Regions from separate parts of the Mus musculus genome. Here region 1 is linked to region 2. The links are chromatin contacts, found by Hi-C in ENCODE. All regions are on one chromosome and are shown on one strand. Each heading gives the region's core, a stretch centred on a gene start or an enhancer-like site at or near the end of the contact. The rest is flanking DNA. Distances are from core to core; before and after follow the strand shown.

Region 1 (6,378 bases), core at 38-2,537, about 16 Mb before region 2:
TAACTATAGTTGTGGCCGGGGTTGTGGCTTGTGGCAAAAGACTTTAGTGTATCTGATGTCCTGGTTCAATCCTGAGCCTGGGTACCCATAGGCTTGAATTAGCTGACGATGAGAAACATGGAAACATAAATTAGGGTCATGATGTATCAAAATGTATCGAAATGTATCAAAATGTACCCTGTATCTTCCCTGCAGAAAAAAAAAAGTCAGGGGAGAAAAGGAAACTTTCTTTTCATATGCTCTATGCCTGGTAGCTCACAATCAACTGTAACTTCAGCTTCCAGGGATGTGACATTCTCTTCCGACTATGTACCCGGGAGCGCGCACACACATGCACACACCCCGCCCAGGCACACCTACAATTTTTAAAGTAAAGTAAGTCTGTTTGTTTGTTTGTTTGTTTGTTTGTTTCAGACAGGGTTTTTCTCTGTGTAACAGAGCCCTGGCTGTCCTGGATTCACTTTGTGGACCTCGAATTCACTGAGATCTGCCTGTCTCTGCCTCCGCCTCCTGAGTGCTGGAATTAAATGTGTGTGTTACCATGCCCAGCTAAGTCTTTTTTAAAAGGGGAGAAACACTTGTGTCCCTTACTTTGGTGATCAAATTATTGGAATAAGACACTCCGAGGGGTTGGAGTTATCCCCCCATTCCCCAGGAAGCTCCTACAGAGAGAAAGACTGGGAAGGCTTCAAGCCTGGCACTAGCCAGAGTAGGAACCTGTCTCCCAGAAAGAGATGTCCGCCATGCTGATAGCTGGTCAGGCTACCTGGTAGAGAGACCACTCAGTGCCGGCAGGGTTAACTTGACTGGGTTCCACAGCTGTGCATCCTAACTTTGGCCCTCTACTCACATTTAAACAACGGGAACCAAGACAAACTTGGGGGGAGGGAGTGGTCACTGGATCTCTTTGTCTTTTTCCCAGTGTGGCCATACTGAATGAATCTCCTCTTCCTGCTTTTAACTGGCTAAAAAGGGTGCCATACTGAGCCTGGCTCATTAGGGCTGCCAGGTACTGGTGCTAGTGCCGACAACACCCAGCTCCGGAGACACCGCCTTTGCTCAGGTAACTTCCCTTTGTTACTGCTGACCACACTTGACTTCCAAGTAACTATAAACACAGTCTCTCGCCTCTCCGGACCTCTCTCTTTCCTTCTGCTTTTTACTGAGTCTCTCCTTGCGTTCTGAAGGGTCTGGCCTCTGCTTCTTCTTTCTGTGCACCCTGTCTTTTCCAGGCCAAGAGCCTGCATTCCTGTGGCATGCCTACACAACACTTCAGTCTTTAGCCATCACCTCTTGCATGAGGCCAAGGTCACACTCGTGATCATAAACAGCATCCAGAGATCTCAAAACCAGGCTTGTGTCCAATCATACCTCACCCTCTTGGGATATGAACTCATTTGAATCACAAGTGATATCTAGCCCACATTTATTGAGTCTAAACTAGAACTACAAGAGAGAGAGAGAGAGAGAGAAAGCTAGTTACACCTCTCTCACTTAAAATATAAAATCTATGGCCTGAACTATAGTCAGTCTCAGGCCAGTCTGAGCTACAGTGAGACTCCATCTCAAAATTAAATATATTAACTTAAAGGCATAGTAACTGTATTACTTAATCCACCATCTCTTCCTACTGTGTGACCCAGTATAGTCGTAGACAGATCAGGCATTAAGGCGGCTAGAGAGAGAGGTAACTGTTAAGAGCACTGGTTGCTCTTCTAGAGTACTTAGGTTCGGTTCACAACCCTCCGTAACTCCAGTTCCAGGGATCTAGTGGTCCCAGCACAGCACACATGTGATACAGACACACAGGCAAAATACCCATACAGATTAAAAAAAAATATTAGAATAGGCATCAATAAATGTTTACCCAACTATCTATCATCTCTGTATAAAAAACCTTACACTACAAGAATCAGAAAAACACTGACTACAAAAAGTTTTGAAACCTTATTTGGAGGTAGGGCTTTGTCACCAAGGACGCTCCTGAATTGCTCAGCCTCCTGCTTCTCCTTCCCAAGTGCTGGGACTACAAGGAGGGCTAAGACACTTGTGGATTTATATATGCCAAACGAGTCCTCTATCAACCTAAGGACACCCCAATTACACCCCATTTTTAGTTGCTGAAACAAAGTCTCATGGTGGCCTAGAACTTACTATGTAGTTGAGGTTAACCCTGAAATCCTAGGATCACAGGCATGTGCTGGCAGGTCCATCTGAAATATTCTTGTAAGTAGGAAGATACGAATGGATAATTACACTCTGCCTCGCACTCGTGTGTCCCCAGAATACAGAAGGAAGAGTTTTCTCTAATTGTTTTTAATCACTTGGTAGTAGGGAGATACACATGCTAACCATAGCATCTAGCTATCGGCAGCAGCTTTTCCCCCAACAATTAAGACTAAGTTGCCCAGGAATGCTTCAAACTCAGGTCCTTCTGCCTAAGTCTCTTGAGGAGCTGGCATTAAAAAGAGATGGCTCCTCTATCCACTTAAGCTCAAAGCCTTCCAACCTAGCAACATCTGAATCCACATTCTGACATTGCCACTGGTCCCCCACGTAACCATTTGACCTCTCTGATCTCGACCCTTGTCTATAAGGTGAGACTGTCATCCTTTCAAAGGATGTCCTGAAACTATCAGAAGCCCAAGGCTCCCAGTACACCAACTGCCATCCTGGGTGGAGCAAACTGAGGACCACAGTTCATCTAGCTTCAACTCAACGTGGAGAATTCCTAGCCTGTATCCCCACAGCCCTGGAGAGCATCCTGAGGCATAAGCCCTGCACATAACCCACTAGTTGACCCCACGCCAGGTCAATCAGCTCTCCAACCCTGAGAACAATCTCCCCCGGGGGAAGCAGTCTTGCTTCCCAGCCCCCAGCTCTGACCAATCACAGGCACTGTTACCCCTTGGTGATAGGTACGGGCTTCCAGGAACACAGAGATCTCAGAGGCAGATATGCCTTGGTGGACCCTTACTCCTACATAGAACAGAAGCCATATGCTCACTGTGGGGCAGATTGTCAGCTCTTAGCCCAGCTGCCACAGAGATCCTACATAGCTCCCCCGAGACCCATCTCACGCCTGTAGCTCTCTAGTCATTAAGTCAACAGTAGGATTCTAGGAAAGCCAGGAGGGTTTCCCGTGAGGTCATGAGGAGACATGAGGAGAACCAGAGGATGCATAGAAACTTTAAAGGGAGGAGAGAGGGAGAAATCACATAAGACAGGACACAATCAGAGTATGGCGGTAGACTGAAGGAGAGAAATCCAAGGCTCTCGGGAGGGTTTTTAGAAGAAGTAGAAATTAAGCTGAAGAAATGCTAGCGGAAGAAAAGCCAGACAGAAGCTTGCGTGGCCCAGACTTGAGGTTTTCATCTGCAACCTGAGCTTTCTCTTCATTTCTTTTCTTTTCTTCTTTTTTTTTTTTTTTTTTGGTTTTTCGAGACAGGGTTTCTCTGTGTAGCCCTGACTGTCCTGGAACTCACTCTATAGAAGACCAGGCTGGCCTTGAACTCAGAAATCCGCCTGCCTCTGCCTCCCGAGTGCTGGGATTAAAGGCGTGCGCCACCACACCCAGCCCACCTGAGCTTTCTGGACACCTTCAATGAGCAGTAACACCTGGCCACAGCTTCTTCAAGATGAAGAAACCAGGGCTGGGGAGATGGCTCAGCGGTTAAGAGCACTGACTGCTCTTCCAGAGGTCCTGAGTTCAAATCCCGGCAACCACATGGTGGCTCACAACCATCTGTAATGGGATCAAATGTCCCCTTCTGGTGTGACTGAAGACAGTTACAACGTACTCACATACATTAAATAAATAAACCTTAAAAAAAAAAAAGATAAAGAAACTAGGGCACTTTCTGGTTTTCATTTTTGACGGGGGTTGAAGCATTAGGGGCTACAGCTGTTGGTCACTTCAGGACTGACCGCAGCCCAGTGAAGAGCCACAGAAAAGCTCCAGTCCTCGTTCGCATGCTTTCCCACCTCCCAGGGACTGCTCTGACTCACAGGGGGAAAGCAGCGGAGCGTGAGATCATTCAAGAAGTATTTATTTGGTTCCACACCAAGGCTGGCAGCCAGCCTGCCCTAGCATGTCCTTCCCTGTTAAGCCGTATCACTCTTCCCTCCACCAAGCCTTGTGGCTCCTCTCGAACAGCAATGATATCAGCTTCCTTGGTCCAGGAGCAAAGCAACGAGTTTGCTCTGTTCTGAGAAGTCCTTAACTGTTATTAGCCAGGCTTCCTCCAGGAAGGGCAAGGAACAACCCGTCTTCAAGACTGGCACTCCAGTTCTCACTCTCTTTATGGAGCTGGTGATGTGTTTCCAGGCCTTATCCCAGACACATAAACACTTGTGGAACATTAACACTGAGCACAGAGCCAGGGCTTCATGCAGAAGCGACGGTTCTCCTTAAAGGGAAGGACCGTGCTTTATCTCCATTAGAGTAGCAACTCGTCAGGCCGATGTTCCCTAACCCCTCCCTTCCCAAATCCACAAAGATTCTCTCTGCTGGTTTTGGAAGATTAAAAGGTCAAAGAATGAGTTAGGTGTGGTGATATAAGCCCCAAATCCCAGTGCTCAGGAGCTAGAGGCAAGAGGACTGTTGGCCCGCACTGCTGATGCGATAAGGCTCTTTAGATAGAGACAGACACACAGAAAATGAAACCTGATCACATTCCAACACTCACTCTGGGAGAAGGGATCAAAGCAAGCAGGGCAGATGGTCTCTCCGCTGGTTACCTGGCTATGCCCATGCGCCCACTGGTCAGGAATCCGACGGTCACAGGCCTTACCACACCACAATTCTCAGCAAGGATGTACAACCGAGGAAGGAAGATCCAGCAGGTAGGGCCACAAGGCAGTTGTTCGTCTAAATTACCCAATCCAGCCATGATGATTCATAAAAAAAAAAAACGGTAGGTGGGACAGGAAGAGCTCTTCCTGGATTTCAACACTAAGGAATTCCTAAATCAGGAATGGAGGCGAATGCAGAGGCAGAGGCAGGTGGATCTCTGTGAGTTCAAGGCCAGCCTGGTCTACACAGAGAGTTCCAGGGCAGCCAAGGGATACACAGAGAAACCCTGTCTCCAAAAAAAAAAATTGCTAAATCTTTTTTGTTTGGTGGGCTTTTAAAAAAAGATGTGTGTGTGTGTGTGTGTGTGTGTGTGTGTGTGTATTAGAGAGAGAGAGACAGACAGACAAAGAGTTTATGATCCTACCTGAGGAGGCCAAAGGGAGGGTTGTCATATCCCTGGAGTTATAAGTAGTTGTTAAGTTGACATCTTTTGTTTGTTTGTTTGTTTGTTTTGTTTTGTTTTGTTTTGTTTTGTTTTTTGAGACAGGGTTTCTCTGTATAGCCCTGGCTGTCCTGGAACTCACTCTGTAGACCAGGCTGGTCTCCAACTCAGAAATCCATCTGCCTCTGCCTCCCAAGTACTGGGATTAAAGGCGCGCGCCACCACTGCCTGGCTAGGTTAACTGCTGAGCCATCTCTCCACCTTCTGGTTTTGTTTTTTTGAAACAGTCATCTATGGCCTAGGCTGGCCTCTAATTCACTATGCAGCCAAAGATAATCCTGAACTCCTGATCCTCCTGCCTCTATTTCCTATGTGCTAGTATTACAGGTGTATGCTACAAGCAAGTACTGGAAAAGGCTTAGGCCTGCCGGAACCCATCCAGGGCTGGTGGCACATGGCAGTGGGCTTATATACCAACAACTCCAGGCAATATGTATCTAGGGAAGGAGAACCGATGCTCTCGAAATGTTCCAGAACAATTTCCACAGCTCAAAAATCTAGGAGTTCAAAACCATTCTAGTCTATATAGTGTGTTCCAGGGCAGCCAAAGGGACATGGTACGATCCTGTCTTAAAGGAGGGAGGAAGGAGGTGGGAGGATGGGGGGAGGGGAGCCCCACTTTGAAAAGTTCTAATACTAGCTTTGGGATGAGAAGAGCATTCTGCCTCTGACAAGCTAACTTCTCCCCTCTTTTTGACTCAGGATCTTGCTGGTATAGTCTGAGTATCCTCAAATTTGTGATCCTCCTGCCTCAGACTTCCAAGTGCTAGATTACAAATGTGTATATCTATACACAATATTTAATCCCTCTTGTTAAAAAAAAAAAAAAGCAAAAAGCATCCTGTCTTGACACCCCCTGAGCCAGAGTTTCTCTGGATTTCTTGTGACTCTGTATGAACGTCTGGCTTGTAGAAGGTACTGTATCCTTTGAGCAACGGTCTGGACTCTGGAAACATGTCTAGCTCTTGGGCCCCATCCAATCAAAGGCAGGAAACAGCACTGTAGGCTGGAAACTTAGCTTTGTGGTCAGGCTCCTATCTACTTCCTTCATCAAGACCATATGACTTCAAAGTACGTTGCC
Region 2 (5,922 bases), core at 35-2,534:
CTGCAGTGCACACTGGGTCTGAAAACCTGTGACTTAAGAGCCCAAAGATAAAAGACCTTCCCTAGGTAGCTGGGCCTGGTGGCTCACGCCTTTAACCCCAGCACTCAGGAGGCCAGCTAGAAGTAGGCAGATCTCTGTCAGTTCCTATCTCAAAGAAAAGAAGGAAGGAAGGAAGGAAGGACAGACTGACATAGGTAGGTGGAGAGGGGATGGAGAGACTGACTTCTCAGGGGCCTACAGTAATGCTCCTGGATGCTGGGTGTCCTAACTTGCCAACCCAGCACCTGCTATGGGGCAGAGAGGATCACATAACTGCAGTCCACTTGGATTTGCACCCCATGTATTGGATGGGGCACTGGAGTCTGAGGTTATGTTTTGGTGCCCATGAGAGGCATCCAAAAGGCAGAGAGACAGAGAGATACACGGAGACGAACAGAGAGACTGAGAGATAGGCAGACGTTCAGAGAGAGAGAGAGAGAGAGAGAGAGAGAGAGAGAGAGAGAGAGAGAACAGTAAAGGCCTTGGGAGGGGGTGATGTTGAGAGGATTCTGAGGGTCCAATCTTCTTGCTTCCTCCATCACCAACTCCCTGGTAAGGGAACCACGCCCACTCCCTGCAACTCTCAAGGGCATAGCTAGGAATTGAGTCTCCAGTCTAGGTGTGAGTCGGAATGACTCCTCAATTCTAAAAGGCCACAGCGTGGATGGAGCCTTCCACCGCCGCCACGGCCCTTCGCCTCTTGCCCAGGAGCTCTCTCGCTGGATTCTCTTTCTCCTGTTGCCTATGCTCCCGTTCTGGCACATCTTGAGCTTCCTTAGTTGGCCATGCTTCGCCAGACCCTCTTTACTTCTCTTGCCCCGCTGCTATCAGAATCCCCCATTCATTCGCTCTCCTGTTTCTGGAGCCCCGACTCAATACGATCCTCCGCACACCCTCAGCTCTGCTTCCGGCCCACCAGCTTTCCCTCTCCGGCCTCCACACACCCGTCCTGCTCGTTCATCCCAAACCTGCCACCGGTCCCTCAGCTTCGCTTGACCCTCCTCCCGTCTGCCTTGAGGGGCACTGGCTCCAGCCTGTCCTGGCCGAGAGCCTCCTGCCGGCGACCGGACTGTCCCCTCCAGGCTCGGCGAAGACTAGAGCCATTTTCCCTTTGCCTCCAAGACCCCGAGAGCCACTCTACCTGCAGCTGTAGCTCTGGAGGCCAAGGCTTCCCTCCAGGCGCGACCCCCACTTGCCTCCATCCTTTGCCCTGATTGGTCGCTGCTTGACAACCGACCCTCACAACAAAACCTCCGGCCTAGAGTCCCTCCCACTTCACTTCTTACACCAATCAGTCGCCACGGACGCCCCGCCTTCCTCTAGAATTGACCAATGGAAGCAAGCGCTTCCGCCGATTTACGTAACTACCCGCCTCCTTTCCCCGACTCAGACTAATCACGAGAAAGAAGCGCTTACGGACCGCCCTTAGGTCCCAGAAGAACCAATACAGGCTTCTGCGTTCTTAGTCCCGCCCCCAGTCAGGCTTGGTTTTTTCCGCCCTTTTCCTGCATTTCCTGGAACCCGGTTGTGTTTAAAAAATCCGCGAGCTGCACCCGATGGCGGCTGCGCCAATCACTTCAGCAACAGCTCTGGATTGACCAATAAACGTTAGTGTTATTGGAGAACCAGCTCTGAGATAGCCAATGGAAAGGGGACTTCTAGAGTGGTATGAAGTTGCAGATCTTCCATATTGAAACAGGGCTGCCAGGACCCCGCCCTCAGACTGTGAGTGTCGCCCGCGTAGTGGGAGGACTTGGCTCTTACTTGGATCCACACGTCTCCTGGAGTTCGCTGACCTCGAGGGAAACAGAGCTTAGTTACAGTGGGGTCGATGTCGAGCCCAGGAGTTCGTCCCTAAGATCACAGTAGCACAGTGGGATGAGTTAGGCTTGTGTCTGCTCGCCTGCGTGCGGAAGTAAAACTACGGAACCGGAGAAAGGCTAATATCTGTGACAGGACAGACAGGTTGGGATGGGGACAGGCTACATAACCCACCATGAGTTCGGGTCCCCCCCTTACTGAGAAACTCGGTCCCAGCCCTTTGCAGAAATAACCTCCAACTCTGGTCTATCCTACACTCACTCCCCTCTGGTCGGGGCTGCTGCATCTGGCGTTCTCCTCTACACAGTCCGGAACGGGAGGAATTTCCCATTTCTAGACGAGGAAACAGATGCTGTGGTGAAAAAGACCAGACATTTGGAAGATCGGACCCAGGACTTAAACTTTTGTTCTTAAAGGCAAGGCACACAAAGTCCCTATTAAATGCAAAACCTTTACGGGAACAAAAGTCACCCACCAGCCTAATGGGAAGTCGGCCCTGCGTAGAAATGGGTAATTATTAAGAGACCTGGATTTGGAGAATAACATTTGATCAAAACTTTGTACTTTGCTGTTCCCGCAACTTTTTATTTAAAAAAAAAAGTCAAATTCTTCATTTTGACACATTTTGCCTTATCTGCTTTGTTTATACAATTATATGTACATTACAGATCCTAAGACATTTCAGTCATGGCAACACTGAGCCTGAAGATCGTTAAGGGCCCTTAGTCACATAACCAATGTCACCACCCCTGAAATAACTTCATTCTCTAACATGCAGACTATATTAAAATGACTGTCACCATCCCCAATACACATAACTTATAAGCAGGAACAAGACTGGGGATGTAGCTCAGTGATAAGAGAGTCTTGACTGGTATGTAGGAGGCACTAGGTTCAATCCCCAGCACTGGAAATACAAACTACCTAGGACCAAGAGAAATGGCAAGGCTCAGTGGCTAAGAGTGATTGCAGTGCAAGAATGAAGACCTGAGTTCAAATCCTCACGACCCATGTAAAAATCTGGGCATGGTGCATGTGTGCTTATAAGGAGCAGTGTTATAGGGAGCAGAAACAAGAGGATTACTAAGATTGTTGGTTGTCATCCTAACTACGGGTTCAGTGAGAGACCCTGACTCGAGGGAATAAGGTGAAGAATGTCAGAGGACAATGCATAGTGATACAATGGGACATGTGTACACACACACCACACATGTGGGGGGCGGGGCACAGTATCTTTATAGGAACCAGACAAGATTCTGCACTCTTGGCATACTTGACTCTTCTAAGATCATCCTATTTCTGTCTCTTGGATCTCCCACTACCCTTCCTCTCTCTCTTCTCTCCTCCCTCTGTATCAGGGTCTCACTTTGTAGATCAGGCTGGCCTTGGACTGACAGAGATGAAGAGCTGGCATTAAAGGCATGGGCTACCACATGAGCATGCACCCCTGGCTTTAACCATGGGTTTGGAACTATGCATTAAAGCTTACTGGGCTCATCTTTGAGTGAAAACAATGACTGCCCCGCAACCGGAATTCAGCAGCAGCCAGTAATTCAACAAGAAGAGAGCCCCAGGAGTCCCTCCCTGATACATGATTGCCTAACCACTGGCCCAGGTAGTACAGGCAACCACAGCCGCTGTGAGACCTGTCTTGAGTGTGTCATGCCCTGGAGAAGATTACAGGCAAGGTCTTCTTTTCTTCTTCTTCTTCTCCTTCTTCTTCTTCTTTCCTTCTTTTCTTCTTCTTTTCTTTTCTTTTCTTTTCTTTTCTCTTCTTCTTCTTCTTCTTCTTCTTCTTCTTCTTCTTCTTCTTCTTCTTCTTCTTCTTCTTCTTCTCTCCTCCTCCTTCCCCTCCTCTTCCTCTTCCTCCTCCTCCTTCTTGTTTTAATTATTTATGTGTATATGAATACACTGTTGCTGTCTTCAGACACACCCGAAGAGGGCATCTTATTACAGATGGTTGTGAGCCACCATGTGGTTGCTGGGAATTGAACTCAGGACCTCTGGATGAGCAGTCAGTGCCATCTCTCCAGTCCCTTTTATTTTTTGTTTATTTTTTTTTTTAAACAGAGCTTCATGTGACCCATGTAGTTGAAACAGATTCCTTATGTAGATGAGACAGATCTTAAACTCTGATCCTCCTGCTTAGATTACAGGCATGGGCTACTATACCCAGTTTTCTCTGCTTTTTAAGTCTTACTTCAGGAAACATGGATAGCCCCATTTCACAGGTGGTAAATGAAAGAGGAACTTGGATTCTGTCTCTTGTCCTCTAATATCAAGCCGCCTGGTCCTGGGGTGTGTTCCTTAGCTAAGCCGCTCTCACTTTAGGAGCTGCTCCACCATCAACACATTGAGCTCTCAGCAGATCTTGGCAGGTGACCATGGAACCATCTGGAGAGCCAACACTTGATAATCCAGAAGAGAAGATGACAGAAAAAGATTTAGGGTGGTGTAGATTGGAGCTTGTAAACACTGAAGTATAAATGGCAAACAGGAAATGCATTTATTTGAGGGAGGCTATGAGGGATAGGGAGGTAGTGTGGCAGCGAGGCTAGTATAGGATCATAGTGGTTGGGGAGAAGGGAGAGACTCCATTCTCTGGCAGGGTCTGCCGTAGTTCCAGGAGGGGCCATCAAACAAAGACTTTTACGAAGTCTATTAAGCGTGGGTCTTTGTAGAGCTTTTCCTCCAGCGCCAGGTACTTCAGTGGAGCCAGCTCTTTGTGCCTGAGCAGAGGGAGGGAGGAGAAGGTGAGGGATATCCAAGCTATCAGAGTGCTCCCAGGAGTCCTCCCGGCTCTGCCCCTTACCGATTGAGCCGCTGTTCCAAGATTCGGATGCGGAACATGGCCTGAGAACAGTAGCTCAGGTACAGGTTTTCATCCTCCGGCGTCAGGGTTACCTGGTTCTCCTGGTACCATTGCTGCTTCTTCTGCAGCTCCTGGGTCTCCTAGAAGCATACAGAGATGAACATGGGAATGTGCGAACTGATCTGCAGCCAGGCTGTAGTTCCATAGATGATCAGGCAGCCTCAAGAGGATAACACCCCAACCCGGACCCCCAAGGAAAGGGACACAGTTAGAGCATCCCAAAATATCTTGGGTGGAAACTGCTGGGGTCATGATTTAAAGGACAGCATGTGCATGAAATCAGAACAGGGCCAAAACAGTCAGCGAGAGCTAGGGATGTGGTTTAGTGCATGGCCCTGGGTTCCACTCCTAGCAGCTCATATATAAAATCAAAACAACTGGGTGGGATGTGCACACCTTTAATCCCAGCTCCCATTAGGCAGAGGCAGATGGATCTTTGTGAGTTTAAGGCCAGTCTGGTCTATACAGCAAGTTCCAGGTCAGTGAAGGCCAAAGAGTGAAACCCTGTCTCAAAAAATGAAGCAGGGGACTCCCTGCTCTCCAGAGGACTGGGGTTAGATTCTCAAAATGCACATGGAGGCTCAGAATCATCTGAAACTCCAGTCCCGGGGGATGCGATGACCTCTTCTAGCCTCTGAGGGCACTAGGCATGCATGTGGTGGGCATGCACACATACAGACAAAACACCCATACACACAAAATAGCTACATGAGCTAGACATGTTGCGGGCGTGCTCAGAGCCCCCAGCAGTTCGTCTCCGAAAACAAGGTGGGTCCCATTCCACCCAACTCTTCTCTGCACTCTGCAGACCAAGACACTGCGTGGGGACCACGTGGTACGCACCTCACCTGTCTCACGGAAACAGGCCAAGGACTAGGAGCTATTATAATGTACCATCCAACCGTCCATCCATTCACAAACCTACCCATCCACTCTTGTATCCCCCTGTCTGCCCATCTTAGTTACCCATCCATACCATCATCCATCCATCCATCCATCCAACCAACCAACCATCCACCCACACTCCACTTCTAATCCTCACTGCACATCCAACTGTACCTGCCCACCCCACCACCACCTGGTAACCCATCCATCCACTCATCCATTTACCCAGCTACCCACCATCCATCCATCCACTCATACAATAACAAAGGGGAAAGAAGAAACCAGGTATTTGGATGCCACAGACA

The links. A loop is a pair of places that touch in the nucleus more often than their neighbours do.
Region 1: a map of T-helper 17 cell shows a loop between it and region 2 (6-fold over the local background). The contact joins the enhancer-like site here to the promoter of Katnb1 in region 2. A Hi-C loop is called at or near these places in 2 of 37 maps with a recorded cell type or tissue (T-helper 17 cell and regulatory T cell).

The regions. Positions count from the first base shown.
Region 1 is chr8:110,939,411-110,945,788 of GRCm38, reverse strand. All of the region lies in intron 1 of St3gal2 (ST3 beta-galactoside alpha-2,3-sialyltransferase 2), which reads right to left. It overlaps Gm39251 (a long non-coding RNA gene), which reads left to right. Exons shown (of 4, transcript XR_001778654.2): 2 at 278-375; 3 at 923-1,063; 4 at 3,449-3,489. Among named protein-coding and RNA genes, the nearest start is that of Gm46052, 3.3 kb to the right of the region's middle. Within about 2 kb of position 1,287, at least 1 of the 3 ENCODE cell types and tissues checked has a DNase peak (open chromatin) inside an H3K27ac peak, as active enhancers do.
Region 2 is chr8:95,076,563-95,082,484 of GRCm38, reverse strand. Katnb1 (katanin p80 (WD40-containing) subunit B 1) reads right to left here and starts at 1,284. Exons shown (of 20, transcript NM_028805.2): 1 at 1,181-1,284. Drc7 (dynein regulatory complex subunit 7) reads right to left here. Exons shown (of 18, transcript NM_001042715.3): 17 at 4,673-4,812; 18 at 4,344-4,589. The coding sequence ends at 4,496.